Regions from separate parts of the Homo sapiens genome. Here region 1 is linked to region 2. A link is an interaction called in ENCODE POLR2A ChIA-PET data of the cell type or tissue named here. Cell type or tissue: K562. All regions are shown on one strand. Region 1 overlaps NUP214 (nucleoporin 214). Region 2 overlaps LAMC3 (laminin subunit gamma 3).

What was found. Peaks named below come from ENCODE experiments on the same cell type or tissue, not always from the same donor. Only the 100,000 strongest peaks of a DNase experiment are listed, where the experiment ranks them.
Region 1: POLR2A ChIA-PET joins it to region 2 with 6 read pairs; 9 of 35 experiments call an interaction of 5 or more read pairs at or near these places.

Annotation. Positions count from the first base shown.
Region 1 is chr9:131,133,884-131,138,883 of GRCh38, reverse strand. It overlaps NUP214 (nucleoporin 214), which reads right to left. Exons shown (of 36, transcript NM_005085.4): 8 at 3,880-3,986; 9 at 2,878-2,944. Among named protein-coding and RNA genes, the nearest start is that of NUP214, 11 kb to the right of the region's middle. In K562, no CTCF peak of the experiment used is centred here; DNase peaks (open chromatin) are centred at 937 and 1,885.
Region 2 is chr9:131,078,091-131,083,090 of GRCh38, reverse strand. LAMC3 (laminin subunit gamma 3) reads right to left here. Exons shown (of 28, transcript NM_006059.4): 23 at 3,793-3,942; 24 at 930-1,032. Among named protein-coding and RNA genes, the nearest start is that of AIF1L, 16 kb to the left of the region's middle. RefSeq lists an enhancer at 3,494-4,057. In K562, no CTCF peak of the experiment used is centred here; DNase peaks (open chromatin) are centred at 125, 848, 2,338, 4,170 and 1 weaker place; H3K27me3 peaks cover 4,819 bases.

The sequences.
Region 1 (5,000 bases), 56 kb before region 2:
GGGCCAGGAACTCCAGCTGATCTCTACTGCAGTCTTTCACAGAGAAGCATGTAAGGCTGGTCTGTGCTCAGATGCCCTGCGCTCACTCGTCTATAGAGACAGAGATAACCTTAGTTCTTCTTCCCAGTTCTTGGTACCAGTTCCTCAGGCTGGTCAGCTTTCCTGTCCCCAGATTCCTTGAGAAACTACTAAGTCTTTCTAGTAAACTCCCTTTTTGCTTAAGTGTGCTTGGATAGGCTCTGTTCCTTCCAACAAATGACTCTTGGTTTTTAAAATCACTAACATTTTGCCTAACTTTCAGTGTTGACCAGACTGGGAAGCATGAATCACAGGGGAATAGTGCTTAAAGACCAACAAAGAAAAACAGGCTGGATGTAGTGGTTCATGCCTGTAATCCCAGCACTTTGGGAGGCTGAGGCAGGTGGATCACCTGGGGTCAGGAGTTTGAAACCAGCCTGGTCAACATGGTGAAATCCCGTCTCTACCAGAAATACAAAATTAGCTGGGCGTGTTGGTGTGCAACTGTGGTCCCAGCTACTTGGGAGGCTGAGGCAGGATAATCACTTGAACCCGGAAAGCAGAGGTTGCAGTGAGCCGAGATCATACCACTGCACTCTGGCCTAGGTTATGGGGAGGGGAGGGGAGGGGAGGAGAGCGGAGGGGAGGAGAGGGGAGTGGAGGGAAAGGAAGGAAAAGGAAGGAGAAGGAAAGAGAAGGAAGGAAGGAAGAAGAAAAAAGAGAGAGAGAGAGAAAGCAAGCAAGAAAGCAAGCAGGCAGGCAGTTCAGGAGAGGGAATGAAATCACACTATGTGACTTAGCTATGGAGCAGGTAACAGACACGTTCATATTAAACAAAAACAATCTCAACTTTTAAAAACAGTCTACAGACAAGATAAAGATGACTTATCATTGTAGGACAGAATGCAATTTTACAAAAGAGAAGACGCAGATAACAACTGGAAGGCTACCAAGGGAAAGGGTGGGAGTGCTAAGACATTCCTCTCACAAAGTGGAAGATCAAGAGTTATCACCAGACCGGGAGCTGTGGCTCATGCCTGTAATCCCAGCACTTTGGGAGGCTGAGGCGGGCGGATCACCTGAGGTCAGGAGTTTGAGACCAGCCTGGCCAACAAGGCAAAAACCTGTCTCTACTAAAAAATACAAAAATTAGCCAGGCGTGTTGGCGCATGCCTACAGTCCCAGCTACTAGGAGGCTGAGGCATGAGAATCGCTTGAACCAGGGAGGCGGAGGTTGCAGTGAGCCAAGATGGCGCCAATGCACTGGGTGACAAAGTGAGACTTGGCCTCAAAAAAAAAAAAAAAAAAAAAAAGATACCACCAGAAATGAGGGTAAAAAACACCAATTAAAATTACAAAGGTTCACCAAGATAAGAAATTAAAACAACGCTGTAACTCTTGAGAGGAAGGAGGGGACTGGGGGCCATGTGTGAGCTAGATCATCATTTGCCGTACAGTCAGTAAGGTCTAAAACTAATAACCAATTACTAGTTATAAAGCAGATTTTTCTTTAGGGATAAGGTGGCAGCATTATAAGAAAATGTTTACAAATTAAAAACAGTCCCCTCTAGAAAGCAAACAGGTAGGGCAGGGGTGATTCTTTTCACTTATAAGCCCTTCTCTACTATTTACTTTTCAAAAACATGAACATAAATTATTCTGATAGAAAGTAAAAATAAAATTGCATTTTTAATGTGTGAACATATGAAATACTTGTACTAATAAGAAATTATTACTGAGGTCAATCTAAGATAGTTCTAGAGCAGCAAATCAGATGGCTGAACTCTAGCCTCATCCAAAAGCAGCCACCCCTAGACAATGAGAGCCATGGCCCTCCTAATGGGCCACCTGGCCACCCAGAGAGTGACAGATAAATGCCAATGGTTGAAGAGGCACAAAGTACCTATGTATGGGTGGAGCACAAAGTATCCATGTGGGGAGGAGAAGCACTTGCTTCTTATTTATAAGGGTGCACTAAAGATTTTTAAGTTCAAGCCAGTTTTAAAAAGAAGTTTCCCTTCTTTCGTTGTGCCCTCTCTACAGTCATTCTGCAAAATCTACAAGTGGATAGCGCACCACCACTACCTGGGCCCACTGTGTCCCTGCAAGAAAGACAACGTGAAAGAAGGTTCTTGTATGCAAAGGTGCTTTGCTCCTTCTGACAGTTTTTCAAAGTCAAACAGAAAGTACTTCTGGTGAATCACAATTTAGTGTCATCTGCATGTTTTTCTTTCATAACTGAGGATGGATTATCATTAAATTGTATAGAAGTTGTTTCAAGCAACAGGAATAAAACAAAGATGACAAAACAGGACAAGGCAGAAAAAGCCGCCTACACATCAGGCATACTCCAGTTGGAGGTTAACTGCATGGTATGTTTCCACAGACAGGGGTTGGATCCTAAAAGAACAGAAGCGAAGGAAGTGCTAAGTCTGACACCCGTGTTTCTCCATGCAATAGCCAAGCCATTTGGCCAAGGCACTCTGTCACTGAAGCTTTGCTGTCACGCAGAAACTTGATAAAACAGATGTGAGATCATGTATACCTTAACCACATATAGTTAATTCCCTCCAAAATCTTTTTCAGAAAAGTACCATCAGGAGTTTGTGACCAGCCTGGCCAACATGGCGAAACCCAGTCACTACTAAAAATATAAAAATCAGCCAGGTGTGGTGGCCCGCGCCTACAGTCCCAGCTACTTGGGAGGCTGAGGCACAAAATTGCTTGAACTTGGAAGGCAGAGGTTGCAGTAAGCTGAAATTGCACCACTGCACTCCAGCCTGGACAACAGAGCGAGACTGTCTCAAAATAATAATTTAAAAAAGAAAGCACCACAGAAGTGACAAAAAAGAGATTTACCTGATCACTTTGTCGAGCAAGGATACTAACTTCTGTTGAAGCCGCAGATGCTGCCAGCACTAAATCCCTTAAAGAATAAAACCAGAGACCATTACGTTCAAATACAGCAATAGTTCTAAGCTAACCTGGGTCTGCAGGTAACACCTGTGAGGGCTGCCTCCACATGTCAAAGAGAGAGTAAGGTTTTTTATCTGGTTGAACAAAGGTGGGAAGATTCTAGATGTAAAGCTGAACTTTTTAGTTTCTGTGAGAAAGCCCTGTAGAATCAGCTCAGTGCCTACCTACATGAAGACAAAGGAAAGACACAACAGAATCAAGTCACAGTTCACAATCAATATGCCATCCAAAGGCAGAATAATGTAGCTAGAGGGATGGAAGCTTTGCTTTGAGTAATCTCCATTCCAAAGGGCAACTCTGCTCTCAGGAAACTTTTAATATATTCCTTGAATATCAATATTTTCGTAAGTCATCACTAGGGGTTATTGAGAAAATTAGATTTTTGAAATTAGTATGTATTTAAGATAAATAATTCAAGATTGGGGAAACAGAAATAATAGAAAGACATTATCAAGAATCAGCTGAAAATATGTTCAAGGCATCTCAGCCTCCATTTTCCTCTGTAATGGAAAAGATTTCAGGCTGGGTGCGGTAGCTCACACCTGTAATCTCAGTACTTTGGGAAGCCAGTCTGAGCAACATAGCAAGATCCCATCTCTAAAAACAAAAAACAAAAACCAAAAAACTTATTTAAAAATAAGCCAGGTGTGGTGGCATGTGCTTGTAGTCCCATCTGGGAGGCTGAGGTGGAAGGATCACTTGAGCCTGGGAGTTCCAGGCTTCTGTGAGCTACAATCGTGCCACTGCACTCCAGCCTGGGTAATGGAGTGAGACCCTGCCAATCCATCAATCAATCAATCAGAAAAGATTTCAACATGGGACAAGGTGACTCAGGTGTGATCTTCCAGTGAGAGCAGGAATGCCCTGTCCAGACTCTCTGCTCACCATTCCTCAATGTAACTGAGGTAGTAATGATGCTGTCTCTCCGTGCAGCTGCCATAACAGGGCTCCATAAAGTTCACAAATATCTCTGGGTGCTTTTCTTCTTTTTTCTACAATGAACAAAGCAAGAAAAAAAATTCTCATGTGCAATTTTTCTCAGATCCCACAGCAAAAGAATCTCAAATAATAAATCATTTAAAGTTATATGAGAATATTTACTCAAAGTCCAGATATACGGACATGGTATAAAGGCAGCACTTAGTACAAGGAGTACAAACATTGGCCATCAACCGAACTGCATTTAAACTCTGTTCTGCCACTTTCTGCCCACGAGACATGCAGATTTTTCAACCTTCCTGATACTTAGTGTTCTCATGTGTATACTAGACCTACTAAGCCTACTTCAGAGGCTACTGTAAAGTGTAAAATGAAATGATACATACAAAACTTCCAGCCCAGTACATGAAACATAAGTAGCAGTTAATAAATACTAGTGTTAATATTATCCCCTAGAATAGAAAAAACCTCTAATCTTAAAATAAGGCATCTAGATAAACATATTTCAAAAACTCAACCTTATTAGAAATCCAAAAGAGTTAAAAACAAGACATCTTTTTCAAGTATCAAATTGGCCTCCCTTGACACACAATCTCAAACACATACCAGTCATCATCTATCCCTAACACGGCTTTATTTTCTCCATCACTCTTATCAGTCCTTGATCTCACATTTAGTATTGACTATCCCATTAAAATGTAAGACCAGCCAGGTGTGGTGGCTCAAACCTGTAATCCTAGTGCTCTGAGAGATGAGGCGGGAGAACTGCTTAAAGCCAGGAGTCCGAGACCAGCGTGGGCAACAAAGCAAGACCCTACCTCTGCGAAAAATTTAAAAACAGCTGGCTGTGTTGGTGCATGCCTGTGGTCCCAACTACTCGGGAGGCTGAGGCAGGAGGATGGCTTAAGCCCAAGAATTTGAGGCTGTAGTGAGCTGTGATCGCACCACTACATGCCAGCCTGGGCAACAGAGTGAGATTCTGTCTCTAAAAAATAAATAAAAATTAACAACAACAACAAACTTAAAACCATAAAAGCAAGCCCATCACCTTGATCACTGCTATATAC
Region 2 (5,000 bases):
GTCATTGAATGTACCTTTTTCTAAATATGACTCTAGATACTTAAGCACACACGGCCACGCCTTTCCGACAGGAAGTCCCCAAACGATGGGTGACTAGGACTTCAAGCCGCCAGGAAGCTGGGGAACAGGAGCACTGACCAGCCCATCCTCTGCCCCAGAGGGGCTGGGTCCACAGCTAGCGCTCCATCTCTTCCGGGCAGTGGGCAGGGCTGGGGAGGGAGGCCACAGAACAACAGCAGAAGCCTGACTTCTGGCCTCAGACCCCAAGAGACATCTGGGGTTCAGAGTGTGTTCCTGCCTTATCCAGCCCGTTGGATAAGGAGCCACAAACAAAGGGTGAGGGGGCTTCTCTCTGGAGCAAATTGGGTATCACAGAAGCCCATCACACAGGTGGATACTTGCAGAATCGTAATACTTGCTGGCTTCTATTCCCAGCTTAGCTCTGACCCAGGGATGAATAGCAATTCCTTTCCTCAGCCTACCCATCTGCAAAATGGGGGCACTAGACTGGCATCAACCCATAGCCCCTTCTAAAGAGAAACTCCATCTGCTTCCCATAGCCCCAACTCAACATTGGACCCGGACAGCCATATTTGTATCAGATAACTAACTGGAGCCCAGGCCAGAGTGGACTTGACCTGGTTGAACAGCCAATGATGTTAGAGTCTCCTCTCACTTGGTCTGGAGGGGCTCTGCATGTGGTCTGATGACCTGGGGTGTATGGGATAGCCACATGGGCAAGTCCGAGGTGAGTGATGTATGAGATGGGGCAGGATCCTGAGAGGTGGAGGGAAAGTCTGTTTGGCTTAATTAAGCCCACAAGACCAGACTCCTGTCCTCTGCAAGCCTGCCCTGGCTGAGGCGAGAGGTGAGTGGCTGTCAGGGGCGTTCGTCATTACACAGCCTAGTGGTCAGCTGGACTCACGTACCTTCCAGATCAGCCAGCAGAGTCCTGGCTCCCATGACAGTCACTGTCGCAGCCTGGACAGATGAGGAAGCCTGGGTCAGGGCGGCTCTGGCCTCCTGGTGCAGCTGGAGAGAGATGAGGAGAGGCTGGGCAGCTGGCTCCACAGGAGCAGGGCCCAGGGGCAGCTCAGTGGGCACCAAACCCACATACATGGGTGCCCAAATCATCACCAAATCCCTGACGCTGGGTCACGCTGTCCACCAGGAGCACCTGATCTGTGTTATTATACAAAAGTTGAACTCCGAATGTCTCCCAAGAGATACCTGTCCACAAAAGCCCGGAGGAAAACTAAAACACTAGAATTAAAGGAACGAGAACACCTGAACATCTCTTTAGAACATGTTCTATTGGCCAGGCACAGAGACTCACACCTGTAATCCCAACACTTTGGAAGGCCGAGGTGGGCAGATCACTTGAGGTCAGGAGTTCGAGACCAGCCTGGCCAACATGGTGAAACCCTGTCTCTACTAAAAATTTATTTAAAATTAGCTAGGTGTGGTGGTGCATGCCTGCAATCCCAGCTACTGGGGGAGGCTGAGGCGGGAGTATGGCTTGAACCTATGGGGCAGAGGTTATAGTGAGCGGAGATCAAGCCACTGCACTCCAGCCTGGGTGGCATAAAGATTCCATCTAAAAAAGAGAGAGAAAGAAAGGAAGGAAGGGAGGGAGGGAGGGAGGGAGGGAGGGAACACTGCTCTATCTCAGCAAGTGGATGTGAAAATCGCAAATCTGTTTATGACACCACCTTGACTTATGGAAGATCAGTTTCTTCCCCACTGCCACTCAACAGGACTAGATACACTGAAAGAATTTGGGTCTGATAGATGAGTGGGTAAACAAAATGTGCTTCATCCACACACTGGAATATGACCGAGCCTTTCAAAGGGAGGAAGTATAGATCCAGGCCGCAAGGCAGGTGAACCCTGAAAAGGTGATGCCATCAGGAGGAAGCCTGACACCATCGGCACATATTACACGATTCCATTTCTGCAAAAGAGCTGGACTAAGGAAATCTACAGAGACAGAGAACAGAGTGGAGGCTGCCCGGGCCTCGGAAGTGGAAATGAGGAGGGACTGCTGAGTGGGCATGGAGTTAGGGGTGGTGAGAATGTTCTGAAACTAGACTGAGGTGGAGGTGGCATAACATCGTGAACGTGCTAAAGCCATTGCATCTAAAATGGGTGTTTGTATGCCACGTGAATGTCACTGTAACAAGAATAAATAAATAGTAGTTTGAGGAGCCACTAGTACTGCCTCAGGCCTATTCTGATTGCTCATGGGGTGGGGAGGAGGACGAAGGCATGGGTGCTGTGGTGGGGTGAGGCATCTGTACACGCTGGGGCCTGGCCCTGACTCCTGGGGAAGTCACCTCTCTTCCTGGCAACCTCACCCTGGACGAGGGCAGTGGACCAGATCAGCAGGTGCTACCCCGGGGGCAAAGCCAAACTCCCCGGGTAAGCGGCAGGCACTGGGCTCAGCTCTTCAGATACATTCTCATGCCTCACAGACAGCCCCCTTATCCTGTCTTTAAAAGGAATGGAAGCCGGGTGTGATGGCTCGTGCCTGTAATCCCAGCACTTTGGGAGGCTGAGGTGGGTGGATCATCTGAGATCAGGAGTTCAGCCTGGCCAACATGGTGAAACCCCATCTCTACTAAAAATACAAACATTAGCTGGGCGTGGTGGTGAGGGCCTGTAATCTCAACTACTCTGGAGGCTGAGGCAGGAGAATCGCATGAACCTGGGAGGCAGAGGTTGCAGTGAGCCGAGATCGCGCCACGCACTCCAGCCTTGGTGACAGAGTAAGAGTCTGTCTCAAAAAAAAAAAAAAAAAAAAAAAAAGGAATGAGGCTGGGTGTGGTGGCTTACACCTATAATCCTAGCATGTTGAGAGGCCGAGGCAGGTGGATCACTTAAGGCCAGGAGTTCGAGACCAGCCTGGCCAACACAGTGAAACCCCATCTCTACTAAAAATACAAAAGAATTTAGCTAGACACGGTGGCACACACCTGTAGTCCCAGTTACTCTGGAGGCTGACCCAGGAGAATCACTTGAACCCGGGAAATGGAGGTTGCAGTGAACCGAGATTGTGTCACTGCACTCTAGCCCAGGCAATAGAGCAAGACTGTTTCAAAAACAAAATTAAAAACAAAATTATCGGTACAGCTGCCTTGGAAAGTGGCCGCTTCTCTGCAGCTTTCAAATGAGCCATGAATGAACTAGAGAATGAACTAATGAATGGAGGCATGAGAGAGAATGATCCCAGGATGGTGGGTGTGGCCCCGGGTGCTGCTGCTGCTGTCCTCTGTCAGTCTATCCATCATCTCTTCTCGGGGTATCAGGGTCCCCTCCCCTATCTCAGGCTGTATGTGGAGTTTTGCAGGAGGCACCAGAGGGATGGACAGAGCTACTTCTTCTTTTTTCTTTTTTTTGAGATGGGGTCTCACTCTGTTGCCAGACTGGAGTGCAGTGGCGCGATCTCAGCTCACTGCAACCTCCACCTCCTGGGTTCAAGCGATTCTCCTGCCTCAGCCTCCCAAGTAGATGGGACTATAGGCACATGCCACCATGCCTGGCTAATTTTTTGTATTTTTAGTAGAGATGGGGTTTCACCATGTTAGCCAGGATGGTCTCAATCTCCTGACCTCGTGATCCACCCGTCTCGGCCTCCCAAAGTGGTGGGATTACAGGTGTGAGCCACTACACCCGGCCGGACAGAGCTACTTCTGTCTCTGCCCTTCTCCCTCCTGCAACCCTGACCCTGGATCACCTTCAGGGTAGCCCCAACCTCTCCCAGGTCCCCTGCTTCAAAGCACAAGAGCTGACCTTTGTGAGGGGTTCTGTTTGCCGTAGCGTCGCCTGGGCAGCAGTCTGGAGGGTTCGGGCAGCCTCAGTGGCCATGTGCTGCCATGATGCAACTGTCTTCTCCAGGGCCTTCGCCTTCAGGCCCAGGTCTTCAGCCCGGGACTTCTGAGGCTGCAGGGAGACAATGCGCTCAGGCAGGGCCTGGAAAGGAAGGGCAAGCAGCGGATCCTCTCCTTGGGGGAGGTGCCCTGCTGGGCTGAGGCGGCGGGTCTGCCCCTGGCTGCCAGCCAAGAACCCAAGCCCCCTGAAAACCTGGTGAGCCTAGCTGATGCCCCAGGTAGCTCGGAAGCCCAGAGGCAGGAATAGCAGGGGTCAGGCTTTGTGTGGACCCCTGGAGGCAGAGGGCCCAGGGCGAGAGGAGCCAGGCTGGGGAAGCCCTTACTTGGGGCTCAGATGACAGTCCTACCAATTTCTAGCTGCGTGGCCTTGAGCAACCCAGCTAACCTCCCTGACCCACACTGCCCCACTGCAAAGTGGGAATGCTTCCCCAGCTCCACAGCCCTGAACTGAGATCTGGGGGCTGGATGGCTTCCGAATGCAGAATTTCCCAGACTTATAGGAGAACTGTGCAGGTTCTACCTATGACCTAACACCCTGAGTGGTGCTGGAAGCAGAACCTGGGCTCAAACACACTAACAGCTGTGCATTACTCTCCGCACGCAGTGGGAGGAGCAAAGATCTCAAATAAGCAGCCTTGGGCATCAATCTGGGTTAGCACTTGTCCCAAATGCATTTTTATAAGCTGAGTTTTTTTTGTTTTGTTTTGTTTTGTTTTGAGACAGAATCTCACTCTGTCACCTAGGCTGGAGTGCAGTGGCGCAATCTCAGCTTACTGCAAGCTCCGCCTCCCAGGTTCATGCCATTCTCAGCCTCCCGAGTAGTTGGGACTACAGACGCCCGCCACCATGCCTGGCTAATTTTTTTGTATTTTTAGTAGAGATGGGGTTTCACCATGTTAGCCAGGATGGTCTCGATCTCCTGATCTCGTGATCCGCCCGCCTCAGCCTCCCAAAGTGCTAGGATTACAGGTGTGAGCCACCGCGCCCGGCCAAGCTGAGTTCTTTAATGTTCAGTTTCTGAGTTTTGGGATTTCAGGGTTACTGAATCGACACGATGGACCCGGTTCATGCAGAGGTGATGAGTATAAGGCGATGAGCACAGAGGGGTCG